2 separate regions of the Homo sapiens genome follow, and region 1 is linked to region 2. The links are chromatin contacts, found by Hi-C in ENCODE. All regions are on one chromosome and are shown on one strand. The core of a region is the stretch at or near the end of the contact, and the rest is flanking DNA. Distances in the headings are between cores, read along the strand shown. Region 1 overlaps IL15 (interleukin 15). Region 2 holds the start of INPP4B (inositol polyphosphate-4-phosphatase type II B).

What was found. Hi-C counts contacts between places; a loop is a spot of excess contacts on that map. Pooled maps may share reads with other maps.
Region 1: a map with no recorded cell type shows a loop between it and region 2 (5-fold over the local background). The contact joins the enhancer-like site here to the promoter of INPP4B in region 2. A Hi-C loop is called at or near these places in 1 of 168 maps with a recorded cell type or tissue (ascending aorta), 1 of 37 single-sample maps with no recorded cell type and 2 of 50 pooled maps.

The regions. Positions count from the first base shown.
Region 1 is chr4:141,648,974-141,656,118 of GRCh38, reverse strand. The region is part of intron 1 of IL15 (interleukin 15); the gene reads right to left. Among named protein-coding and RNA genes, the nearest start is that of IL15, 16 kb to the right of the region's middle. Within about 2 kb of position 1,883, at least 3 of the 41 ENCODE cell types and tissues checked have a DNase peak (open chromatin) inside an H3K27ac peak, as active enhancers do; they include ascending aorta, where a contact is called at or near this core.
Region 2 is chr4:142,844,362-142,850,879 of GRCh38, reverse strand. It overlaps INPP4B (inositol polyphosphate-4-phosphatase type II B), which reads left to right and starts at 4,579. Exons shown (of 26, transcript NM_001101669.3): 1 at 4,579-4,671. All of the region lies in intron 3 of USP38-DT (USP38 divergent transcript), which reads left to right. RefSeq lists an enhancer at 3,236-3,822.

The DNA.
Region 1 (7,145 bases), core at 634-3,133, 1.2 Mb after region 2:
ATTTATGGTTACCTACATACCTGATCATGCTATAAAAAAACAGGAAGACTCATATGGAGAAAACTGCATAAGTCAAGACTGAACTTCTTGGGGAAATCTTTTCTACAATCCTCAGAGTTCCCCATAATTTAACTCATGTCCTTGCTGACTAAAGCTACATCATTTTGGAGAAAAAAATCATATATCATTTTTTAAAACCTATAATGCTTCATATAGCTCTCTAGTAAATTGTCTTTCTCTTTATCACAAAATATCACAAAGCACACATGATGTCAAGTGTATTTGTGTGTTTGATATTAAGTTATTGACCAAGTCTGAAGAAGGTGTTGAAAATAAGTTGTAAACGTTTATTCTAAAAGTGAAGTGGCAAAGTCTCCACTCAAATACGAAGTAGTAAAACACAACATCATAATATAGTATAATATTTTAAGGTATATGTGATTCGGGGGTATAAATATGGCAACAGATTATTTAATTAGAAAACCTAAAAACAGTGTAACTTCTATGTTTTTTTATAAGGGTAATCCAACTTATTATGCCATTTAAAAAAGTAAAGTAGTATAACTTTTATTTTATAAAATAAATTAAGAAACATCTTAATCAAATTTCAGTATGATCCAAGAATCCGCATGAAGCTTTGTGTTGAAGAAAAAGATTAAGGTTTTTTAGAAAAACTTACATTCAGTTTAAAAGTTGATCTTACACCCATACAGCCACCAATCTTAGAATTGTTTTTTTTTTTCTTTTTGCTTTTTTCTCTGCATCATGTTTGTATAATACCGCCTTAAATTTGATTTCACTTCCCATTTCCTTATCTTAAAGAACATTTTCTTTTTCTTGGATATGTTTTCCATCCTCTTTATGAACCTTCATTAACTCTACCAGGCACACTTAAGAGAGGCCCATTCCCTGAGCCCTTTCCCCACTCCTACCAGGAAACAAGCTTCCATCAATAACAACCACAATTGATGAATCCTGCAGGAGCATGAGAATGAAATTCACAAGTACCATAAATGACATAGGATGGGCATTTAGACCCATCTGATTCCCAAATGGAAGGTCCCTGAGAAATTGCTATAGCTGTTTGTCTATACCTGTTTGCTTCCTGAGCTTCTAAAAGGAGAATAAATAAGAGCTCCTAAGAATGTGCTTTAAAGCCAGTTATGCTCCTCTCTCTTTTACACCCTATGCCAGTATATTTCTTCAATTTTATCAATATGGGCCAATGTTCCTAGGAAGATAGCAAGCTAGCTTCTCCAGCAAACACCCAACAAGAGGTAACCAAAATATTTTAAAAATATATTTTTATATTTTAATAAAAAGCTCTAATTCAGCTCTTATGCACCTTCGCCCCAAGAGTCTGCCCCAAGTTAAGTAACACATACTTGAAAGCATTATAACAATGCACTTTTTTTCCATAACTGCACAGCAGAAATATTAAAAAGTTAGAGCTTATCTATCCACATCATAGGCCTCTATATGGCCAAGTATGTCTTGGGGAAAACTTATGTCTGACCTTGGAATTCAATTAGCACATACTGAAATGGAAATAGATGCAAAGAATGTTATAAACTCTAAAGAACTTTCAGCTCAGCATCCATATTTCATACAGCAAGAAACTGAGTCCCTGGAGACCAAGTGACTTGCTCTGACCAGCAAGACACTCTAGGAACTGATAAGCATTTCCTTTAAAAATTTGAAGATTCTATACAGAGTTGTAGTGAACAATGAAATTCATTGTTCCAGCTGACAGCTCATAGCTGAGCCCCTCCTGATAAATGCTTTCAATGGAAGAAAGCTCTCCCTTCCAGGAATCTGGCCTGCTTCCCTTCCAGGAATCTGGCCTGCTTCCCTTCCAGAGCTGTAACATCCCCAAAGGGCCATCCTGCCTCTAGAGGGCTCCCTGTTGGATCCAGTGAGGCCACTGTTCCAACTGCATCACAGTCCAACTTCTCCCTCTGCCCACCCTGTTTTGATCTGCCCTTACTTCCATCAGGTGTTGTTCCTTAGAACATGCCCCAGTAAGCCTCTCGCATGTATATTTCCATCTCAGTCTGCTTCCCAAGAACCTGACCTAAAACAATAGTGTATTCCATTCCTTGAGAAAATGTGAGGTCAGGAAACACTTGGATTACATCGAAGCAGATTATTGCAAGATTTCTTTTAATTTGACAGTATGCACTATAAACATCAACAAATACCCAGAGTTAATCAAAGTTATTTAACTATAGAACCCTTTTGGATATTGAACATCTCATGAGACTTGTGTTCTATGGAATATGGGCTGGGAAACAGGAATGCAGTCACTCTAGCTCACTTTAGAATATCAGTGTTGAAATTACTCATGTGAATATTTCCTGTAATAGCAAAAGAATGGAAAAAACCTAAATGTCCATCAGTAGGGTACTGCTTAAGTAAATTATAATACATGCATGCAATGTAATATTATACATCCATAGAAAAGAATGGGAAGTTTTTTTTAATATTAGCATGAACATATATCCAAGGTGTATTTTTAAAGTAAAAAGAAAAAGGTAACTCGACAGTGTGTATTTGTTTTCAGAAAGGGGGATGGTTAAATATATACGTGCATTTTTGTGTGTCTGCACAAAACATTTGCAAGGACATACACTAGAAAATGATAGCACTGGTTGCATCTATAGAAGGGAATTGGAAAGCGCTTTGAAACTTTTGAAGTTTAAACCATGGTAATGTATTATCCACTCATAAAATTAAAATCAAAATACCACAAAATATTATGTAGCACAGATTTAAATATTTTGTCTAATCATATATGAAGAAAATTTGGGAAAAAACTATGACATTCTCCATAAAGCTGCTTAGAAGATGAACTCCTGGAAGACAAAATTCATTTAGAATGCCCAAAGCATGGCACAGTTTCTGAACCAAAGGAGGCTGTAAATAATTTTTTTAATTGAATTATCCTTCATCATAAAAATCAGCCAATTGTTACTAAACAATTTTCCAGTGGTGCCTCTTTAGATAATTGTTTAACTATTAAAATGTATCCTGTAATTTATAAGAGCCATTTTTTGACACCAGTCTCTATGTGATCACTCAGTGCTGCCACAGAAGACATACCTTGTCTGTTTGAGCACAAAATACCAGATGAGAATTTGTAATGATGCACATTTCTTATTACCTGCTGATAATAACGTATTCGGTGAAAATGACACCTAATGATATAGTACATCTCCCACTCACAAATAACTGGATTCAAATATTGCTACTGCTTCTCACCAATCCCTTATAGAAGCAAAGAGATGCGATTACCATAATCCTCAGGAATAACACTTAAAATTAAATTTAAAAATCTAGGAACAGCTAATCTTTTACTAAGCACAAATGCACATTAGACCACAAATCCTCCAGTACTCTTTCTCCAGACAGTTTCTCTAGGCTTGGCTGCCATTCTTCTAATTGTTTATTATTCTTGCTGATTAGACCTCTGGCATCTCTTGTTCCAAATACTTAGCTTCACATGAAATGTATCACGTGATTTAGCCTGAGCATTGGATCTCTGTAGCAGTCCCAAACGTCTTGTTTCTAAAACATTGCTTTCTGGCCTACTTTCTGACAAGTAAACTAACCTTCTCAAGTCTATATAAAAAAGCAATAGTGCTTATAAAACTGCTAAGGGGGAGGTCGTCTCTATTAATAAAGTTTATTTGGCAACTAGCAGTGTTTGGACTCCTGAGCTCTAATGTGGTCAATGTGGTTGCTTTTTTCTCCCTAGATTGGACAGCAGAACTTATCTTTTATAGCACTGCTGGTTCTTCCTTCTCCACTTGGGCTGTACAAATTATCTGAGACAGAGCTAACAGAGATCCTGTCCTCACAATAGGAGAATAGTCCGTTTTAGTACTTTATCTCCTCTTTCACTGGCCTCATTAACTATTCTTATCTAAATGGTTGTTATCAAAACTATTATTATAAATAGATTGCCATTCTTGTCTTCTTTATAATTTTTGCTTTTCATTTTTTCTGCTTTATATTACTTCTCCTATGCCTTTCAGCTTTTGTCTAAGGAAAATGGTTTTTGTAGACATCAAACACTTGGCATGCCTCATCCCTTCTGTGGGATTACAGATTTGTCACAATCTTTAAGATTTTGACCCTTTCTGCTGGGTGTACTTGCTACAGGTTTCCCAAGATGGCTGCATTTTTTGTAGTCTAAGATGTCGGATTTCTTTGGAGGGTTTTATTGGCAGTGGCAGAGTGAAAGATGAAGGGGTACAGAAGGTAGAAGTGAGTAACTTTTTTCTTGCTCCAGAGCAATCCCTGAGTAACTAAGCCTGCATTATTAACTTACATGACCAAATTATTCATAAAATTAATTTTTGATAAATACGGAGTGAGAACAAAGAAAATTGAAAAATCTTACCGAATATATATGTATATCATCCGGGTTGGAATACAATATAGAAAATTATCTCTATTCAGTTATAAAACATACTTCTAGGAAACTAACATTAAATGTGGTCCATGTGGTGGGACCACAACATTCATTTAAAAAAATAAAATGTAAGGCATACAAAGGCAGTTTTGTTACATGGCTATACTGCATAGAGGTAAAGTCTGGGCTATTAGTGTAACCATCACCAGAATAATGTACATTGTACAATTAAGTAATCTCTCATCCCTCAACCTCTTTCCATCCTCCAAACCTTTTGGATTCTCCAATGACTATTATTCCACATTCTATGTCCATGTGTACACATCACTTAGCCCCCACTTCTAAGTGACAATATACCACATTTGACTTTCTGTTTTGATTTGTTTCACTTGAGATAATGGCCTCCAATTCCGTCATGTTGCTGCAAAAGACGTGATTTTAATATTTTTATGGCTGAATAGTATTTCATTGTGTATGTGTATATATATGTGTTTATATATATGTATATATATAGATGGTGTGTGTGTATATATATATATGGTGTGTATATATACACACACGCACACTGTGGAATCTCTTTGGATGTGTTGTGTAAATAATGGTGGAAGTGTTCATCTATTCTTTTATTATACTCCATACAGACTACCATCATTCCCATCTATTCATCATTAACATATTACAATTTCCAAAACTATAGTTCATGTAAAATTGAGATTGAGAACTTCTTGATGAAATGTGGAGCTTTCCTAATCTTACCAGAACCATGGAATGGACTGGGGTCTAGAGACTTGGACCCTAGGCTTGATTCTGCCTTTAAACAGCTATGTGACACTAGCAAGGTACTTTATGTCTTTAAGTGTCAGTTACCTTGTCTTTAAAATACGGAGATTAGACTGGAGGTGTCTAAAGTCCCTTCCAGTGCCTAAGTAACATCTATAAAGATGACAGGTTGAAAATCTCAGCATATGATAGAATCCATCCATGTTATGTTGGTTTCCTGAACCACCAGATTCAACACCAAAGGGATTTTCTCTGGTCTAATTATCTTAATTTTCAAGAAGAGAATAATAAGTGCAGAGAAATTAAATGTATTGTTCAATTTTACATAAAGAGGTTAAATTGAAATTTAGCAATGTGTTTTGGATCCCTCCTTTAATTCTTCACCAGAAGTTCATTCAGTTACCATAGCACAAAGCATATGCTATGCATTGTGCTGCTTCTCCATATTAACTTCAATTTCAAAAGGGCTCTGCTTCATCCATAAAATCCATGATAACAGTATGTTTGGGGCTTGCACCTCCATATGTATTGACTATATCTAAAGCGCAGTTACTAGTAGACATTGAGGGATTTTTTCATCTCACAGCTTAGATCTAACTATCCTACACCATCATTGGTACCACCCAAATTCTACTATATTGTAATTTGCTCCATTCCATTATGTCCAAATAGCTACATTCTGGGTCAGAACAATAAATTAAGCATCCTAGTTACAATTTTCTGTGACAACTCCATTTCATCCTGGCTCACTGTAGTTCAATTATCACCTCTACCTTGGAGGAGTAGGAAGATGGGAGTTTCACCATCTCCTTGCACCAATGGCTAATCCACCACTTTTGCTTTTATACTGCTTGGCACATAGGTAAACACTCAATACAAATGAATGGTGATTATTATTTTTGTCTTCATCACTTTACTGAATAGTTGTGCCAACACTGGCATCCTCATCGTCTCCCAAAATGTAAAACAAAAAATGTTTTTCTGAGCCCTGTATTAAATTTGTTGTTTACTATAGATTTTTCATAGATATACTTTAGTCAGTTTTGGAAAATCCAATCTATTTTTATTCTTCTCAGAACTTGACACTAACTTTTCCTATATCCTTAAGATTATTTTGATAGATTTTCTGATGTTGAGCCATCCAGACAATCCTCAAATAAACCATATTTAATTGCAGCAAGCGTGCTCCTACTGGGGAAGGTTGTGTTGCTGGTTTGTTTTACTGTTGTGTTATGTTAGCTAATGCTTTATTTACTATTGAAAAATGTTATTGATTTTTAAAAATCTTTGGTCTGGCAACTTTTCTGAGCTCTCCCATTTGTTTTAGTAGCTTGTTAATTTGTATGGCTTTCATCTATAAATAATGAAAATTTCACCTCCTCTCTTTTAATCTTTATAATTCTTATTAATTGCACCAGCAAGGTAGCACCCTCTATAGGAAGTGTGCATGCTTGAGAGAGAAACCTGAGTTCAAGCTCCAGTTCCACCACTTCCTACTGGTAGTCCCTGCACCAGTCACCACACTTCCTGGTGCTTCAGTTTACTTATCTGAAAAGTGGGAAGGAAAGTATCTCATGAGTTTGAGAATGCTACATATGTTAACGTACTTGGGACTATGGGTGAAAATAAATGTTAACTATTGAAATATTTATGGAATGAAGTTAAGAATGAAAGACACCTAACCCAACTTTGGACATTTAGGACAATATTCCCAGAGAAGGCATTATCAGACTGAGATTTCTGGACCAGGCGAGTCAGGAGAAGGGGGCACGGAAGAGATACTGGATGAAGTAGTGCATTCCAATGAGAGAAACATGTCAAAATATTTGGCTATGAAAGGAAGTGTGTTGTGTTTAGGGGCAGAGAGTAGTTCAGTATCCTGGACACTCAGCTGTTTACATGCAAACAATAATTGTTCCACGAGACAATAAGTTCCTAAAGAGAATCA
Region 2 (6,518 bases), core at 3,330-5,829:
AGACGCACACAGACACCAGGGCTGCAAATGCACACAGGAAAGACCACCTGAGGACACAGCGAGACAGCAACATTTGCAAGCCAAGGAGACAGGCCTCAGAAACCAAACCTGCCTATTCCTCAGCCTTTGACTTACAGCCTCCTGAACTGTGAGAAATACATTTCTATTGTTTAAGCCACCAAACCTGTTGGTAAGAGGTTATGGCATCCCTAGTGGACGAATACAGCATTCCCCACATTATAACTCTCTCCCCTCCTTCTAAGAGCTCAGTCTTCATTTCCTACTACAGCTTATTTAGGACTCATTGGAGCAGGAGCTGGTGAAGAGGGAGCTAGTTCTCTGCATTCACATATGTCCCCCACCCCAACCCATTTTTTGGCTTGTACATACCGGGCATTTTGAAGGTTTTAAGAATCTGGAGTCTTTATTTCATTTGTTCAAATAACAATGACTGGGGGAAGACAAAAGCAATATAAAGTGTTAAGTTCCAGGTCTCAAATAAATATGTCATATAACATCCCATTGTAACTGTGTGTGTGCATGCTCATATTTTTCTGGGAAATGAGTCCACAGCTCTCCTCAAATTCTCCAATGGATTTATGACTGCAAAAATGTTAAGATTCACCACCCTATTATATTTGAAATGTGACTCATTTTCAAATATATGATTTACATACAATTTTACAAATATAACCACTATGCAAAGCGCAAGAGCCACGAATATTTATTTTCAATCAATGTAAAATTCTAGCACACTCATTTGTTTTATTTTAAAAATCTCTTATTTAATTTGCCATGAAAAAAGAAGCTAAAGTAAACTGTCTGTGAAAAACTTGATTTCTTTCTCATACTCACCCAGCCCCATGCCGAGAGATCATAAAATCATACTGCTACTTATACTGGGAACAGCTATCTTCGAGCACTACCAACAGTAAGAGGCATTCCATCTTATTCAATATTCAAACATGCATATGCATTAATACACCATAGACATTATTGCTTTTTTAATATTTCTTTTTCCTACTTTCTTTTGTCTTTTGTGTCAATGTTGATGAAACAACCAGGAATAGGAGATAGTAGTGGTCAGGAATGACCTGTATTCCTTCCCTCATTTTGGGAATTTTCATCCTTTTTCTTCTTCTTCAGCCTCCCACTATAATCTACCTAATTACTACAGTAGGTATGAAAATGTCACTTGATTACCATCCCTGGCCAAGGTTGTTGGCTGGGGTTTGGTAGCTGGAAGAATCACAGTACTTGGAGAATTTGGAACTGGTTCACAAGTTATAAAGTTTAAGAGTCGTTAGCCACCATGCAATTTAGTGCACACCAGAGAAGCAGAGAGTGAGACAATGTATGTGGGGAGAGAGAGAAAGAGGGAGAGAGATACAGAATGGGACAGTTAATGTAGTGGGGGAAAAGAGACAGAGAAAGTTCTAATGGCCTGTCTGTTTCCAGTCATTCCTAGTGCCCAGTTGCATTCTTGTTTTGGGGTTCCATGGGGCAGCCAAGTATCTTTACAATAATTTATCCTTTTTACTTTAGTTCTTATTTCTAACAACATCCCCCTTAATTTAAATACACACAGACATACACACACAATATACACACAAGAGATGATGCTAATGTATACATAACAAAGTTTCTGTAATTTTTAAGTTTTTAAAAATTGAGATGAAAACAAGGACTTACTTTACAAGTTATTGTTAACATAACTGAGTAAGCATTAAAAAACCTATATGATGCTTGGTGCTATATTCTAGAAGAGATTTTGAATAGTGAAGGATCATAAAAGTAGATATGATGTCATATTAATCTCACCTGAGATAAAAATCTAGAGGAACAATGAATCTATGGAGAGAGTGTAGGCTGCTTCACTGCAAAGGCGAGTGTGACACCAACCCTGTAGATCCTGGCTTGATTTTATTGCTTTAGACAGCAAGGTAACTACAGGGAATCACCTTTGACTTCTGGCCCTACAAAGATATTTCAAAAGGAAATGAAAAATATTTTGTCCTTCATTGGCAAATGGAGTTATGTTTTGGGGGTACAAGTCAGCAAAAGTTCAAGGTTTGTAAAAGTGAATGCTGAATGAGTTTATTAAACCACGGAAGCATCTGAATCCTCCAGGCTTATTCAAGGAAAAAGCCACCAAATAACTAAAAAAGGTAAATATCAGGATGATTGATGGATTTTTAAAAATGCCTTGTGGTACATGCATCTGATGGCATCCTGATTCATATTCTCTCTTTTCTGAGAATTCAAACTTCCTACGTGATGTACACAAGTAAGTCACATATTCTTCAGCCGCCCTGTAAAAGGACTTTGTCAGCATGGTCCATGTCTGGACTTTAATTATAATAGGGTCCTCTAAGCATCTCACTTTAAACGTCCATTTCCATAGAATCAGTAACTGCATTTATTTTACAACTCAGTCTTTTAGGAGGTATGGTTTGGTATTTCTGGCATTGCTGCTGTAGTCTTCATAAACACACACACGCACAGACACACACACACACACACTCTTCCACTTAGAGGACAGATATGTTAACCATATTTCCAATTTAGTAGCAAAGCTCTGACATCCTAATGTCCTGATATTATTTCAATCTCTCTCTATTGTGAGAAAAATCAGAAACTGCCCAGTGAGAAAGTTGTATCATCTTTCCAGCAGATCTCTATGAACACGGCTTACCCATTGCTTGGAGATGGGTGTGTTCAGTGCTGCCCCATGGAGGAGAAATCTAACTGTGTGAAGGCTTCTCAAAGCTGATCCACATCTTGACAGGGATTATTTGTTCCTCACTCTCCTATCTCTCTGCATTCAGCTCACTTGGGGTAGAGGCTGAGCATAGGAGAAAAAGCTTGAAGAGAAGCAAAAGGAAGGGCTTCGGGGGCGCCAAGCAGTTTCTGGCCTATAGTGTTTATTATTTGATTCTATAAACATTTATTGAAACTACAGAATATTAGGTATTGTCCCAAGCTCTGGGAGCAGAGTGATGAAAAAAATAAATGAAACGAACAAACAACTCCCCCCACCAAACAAAACAAAACAAAACAAAACAAAACAAACCCAAAGTCCCTGTCCTCATTGGCAAGGCTTATAATGTGGTGGTCAAAGGTTTGAGGAGTGAAAGGATGCCTAGATGCGGGCAGTGACAGCAGGGGTGACAGCTGGGGGTACATACAGCTTCCTGGTTTGTGAAACTGTTAAGCCCCGACTTAACCCAAATTGATTTCACTGTCCTGACTTTGAGATTCCAGTCTTTTTGCATGGCAAATGTAACACTTGTGTACAAGCATTCGTACACTGCTTTACTTAAAATGTGATTTTAAAGCGCCCTCAGGGAGAAGGGCTGGGGTGTCTTGATGGGCTGGCTCTGGGCACCTTTACCTTTGAACGGCTCCATCAAAACCTTTCCGAGAGAGCCGCCAGGTGGCACCTGTAAAGCGCAGATGGGGAGAGTCATTTGCCCCACACCCTACACAGCCCGGAATAACCAGGGTGCGTGCTTTCCCCTGTGGGCTTGTTAGGGGCTAGGAAGTGGGGGAGTTTTAGTCTCCGTCCAGACTGCTTGCTTACATACCCCGTTTTCCTGATACCCCAACACATTCAGGGCGGATTTGTCCCCACGCACCCGGGATATCAAAGGCATGTCATACGCTAGTTGGGAGCATCTCGGCCTCAGTCACCCGCCGCGACGTGGGAACTGGCGGTGGGTGGCCGAGGGCTGCTCTAAGCTGGTCTCCTCAGCCCGACCTCTGCCCGGGGCAAGGGGGAGGAGGGGCAAGAGACAGGGGTCCCAGCGCGGCTGCAGACTGGGGTCCAGCAGGCGTGAATGGATGCCTAGACGCAGGCAGTGACAGCAGGGATCCCAAGCCCCTTCCAAAAACCCTCGGTCTAGGGACTGCGCTGCCATAGGCCGGGGTCTGGGGCGCTTTCTTCCTCCCGCGGGTTCTTTCTCTGTGGTTTCTCCTGCCCCCGCAGCAGCGTGGCGGCCTCGGGTCCCCCCTCGTCGCGGTAGCGGTGATCCCACAGCCCAGTCTGGGTGGGCGACCCAGCGGGCAGAGGGGCCGCAGAAAGGGGTCGGGGTACGGGGTGTGAGCACACGGAGCCAGCGTGGTAATTTCGGGGTGGGCAGCCGGGCCACCATCTCCGCTCTATCAGTAGCGGGAAGCGAGCAGCGCCAGTTGCGCGACTGTCGCTGCCACGGCCGCCTCTACTCGGTCGCTGGTGACATTGGGAGGAGACCGCTTGGAGAGAGCAGAGGAGGAGGAAGAGGAGCGGGGAGGGTGGGGGTTGGGGTGGAAGAAAGTAGCAATTGTGCCAGGGGGCGTGTGAGCAGCCGGAGAGCCAGCCGCGCTGGTGACAACTTCTCTGGGGCGCGCGCGGGGCTGGTAGGCGAGGAGCGAGCAGGGAGCGCGGCCGAAGCCAGAGGCTGGGGGAGCTGCTGGAGCCTCGCGAAGCCGCGGCCGGCGCCCTGCGCCGTCGCCGCCGCCTGCTAGTTTCCTCCGGGTTCTCAGCCCCGGGTACTGAGGCTTCGGTCTATAAATAGCAGGTTACAGCTCCTCCTGGGCGCGCACACGCTCACACGCTCGCAAGCGAACGCAGGAAAGTCAGGCTAAAAGTGTCTGCTGCTGCTGCCGCCCCCCACTCCGCCTCCGGGAGAGGTAATTACCCGCCTGGGATCCTAGGGCTCGGTGGGGGAATTTTGCAGGGTGGGGTGGTTGATGGTGGGTAATCCGGGAGGCGAGGGAGCGTGTCTGAGAGCGTGGCGGCACGTCTTGGAGGGGGGAGCCTGTCTGTTTTGCATCAAGTTTCTCCGTCTTGCAGCCTCCATCACCCCTCCAGCTCTTTAGCTTAAAGGGTGGGGTGGGCTGTCTCTCCTCGGCTGCTGGGGTACCCCTGTCACCGCGCCTACCCTCTCGCCGAGCGCCCCTCTGCCCGGCGCGCGCGCGTTTTCGCATTCTCACTCACACACGCACACTCTCCGGGCCCCCGTGGAACTCTGAGCTCTGGCCTCGCTGACCTTCCAAGGCTGCGCCCACCTGCGCTGTCCCTGAGAGACGCTGAGGTTGGCCCGGGCACTCGCTCTCACTTCCAATCCTGATGATCGCAAGCTGCCGCCGCCGCCGCCGCCGCCGCCGCCGGCCTGGGAAGAAGTCCTTAAGGAATAGAGGCAGTGGTGGGGAGTGAGGGTGACTGATGTTGGTGGTCCCGGTTGCCTTGTTTTTTGTTTTAAAAATAAAGAGCCCATCTCCTTGACCACCTTCATCCCACCCTCAACAACTCATTCTGGCAGAGAAGCCTGGCATGTCTTCTCTCGGCCATCAGGCAGCATCTCTTGTCCTTCCCCAAAGAGGTCTCGCTGAGAGGTTAGGGCCTTGGCGCAAGAGTGCCTGGGTTTGGACGGGGGAGGTCATTGTTTCGGGTCTGAGAACTATGCTGCAGGCTCCTCAAGCTCTCTGGCGCTCAGGCAGGGCCCAGGGCCGGGGAATGTCTGGGAGCCTGGTTCCTGAATGTAGTTTCAGGCTGGTAGCTGATATGAAGATGAGGATGCTAGAACCACATATACCTGTTTTTCCCCCTCCCCACGCTTCTGAATTCTCCCTTCCTTGGGGGCAGTAGTTTCTGCTCCTGGGGAGTCGGTGGAGAGGGGCCCAGCAGTTTCTCTTTGGGGACAAGAGGGTGAGGAAGCACATATTGATTAGGTTGTTGCTGCTGCTGCACAAAACTTACTGGAAAAACCCGGTAGGGTTTTCTATTACTCTTGTTTTAAGGATGTAAATTTACTCCTTTTCCTCTTTTATCTTCTCCCTAACCAGAACTAGTTTTCCTTTCTCTTTCTGGAATGTTATTTGAGGTCATTATATTTTATGACTCCAGATGTTACATTTTGCATATCTCCTTCCTGTCAGTATGACAGACAGAACTTGTTTATAAAGGTGTGGCTCTGTAAGTAAAAGCCTAAAGACAGAGGATAAATTCATCTTCTCTCTCTCAAGATGAGCTCCAGATAGTTCTTTTATAGGTGTACAACTACATTTCAAAGACCTTGCTTGAAAAAGGACTTTTCTTAATGAGTTCTGGACCAGAAATGGTAGTAATCTGACTCAATGATAAAGCAGCGCATAAGGTGCAAGGAATCATCAACAGGGCAGCTGGCTGATGATGTGTAAGAAGTTGAGTAAAGCAAGGACTGGGCAAGTGGGCATTGTCAGTTCACATACTATGCACAGAAATGCATCCTCTCCTTTACGCATTGATGCACATACATGCATTATGTGTTCCTTTGTGATATAATCCTGTAAAGCATTGATAGGAAATGATCAATAGTTTTGTGAAAGGTACATGGGCATTGAAGGTTGAACCTCGTGAATTTGTAGTAATGTAAAATGCTATTGCAAAATGGATTGCTTTTTCAGTGTATTTCCTTAAAATGTGATGTAGAAGATTGTCCTTGAAAGGTTATGAAATGTGTGTGTGAAGATAGGCTAAATGCTCAGTGACATTAAGA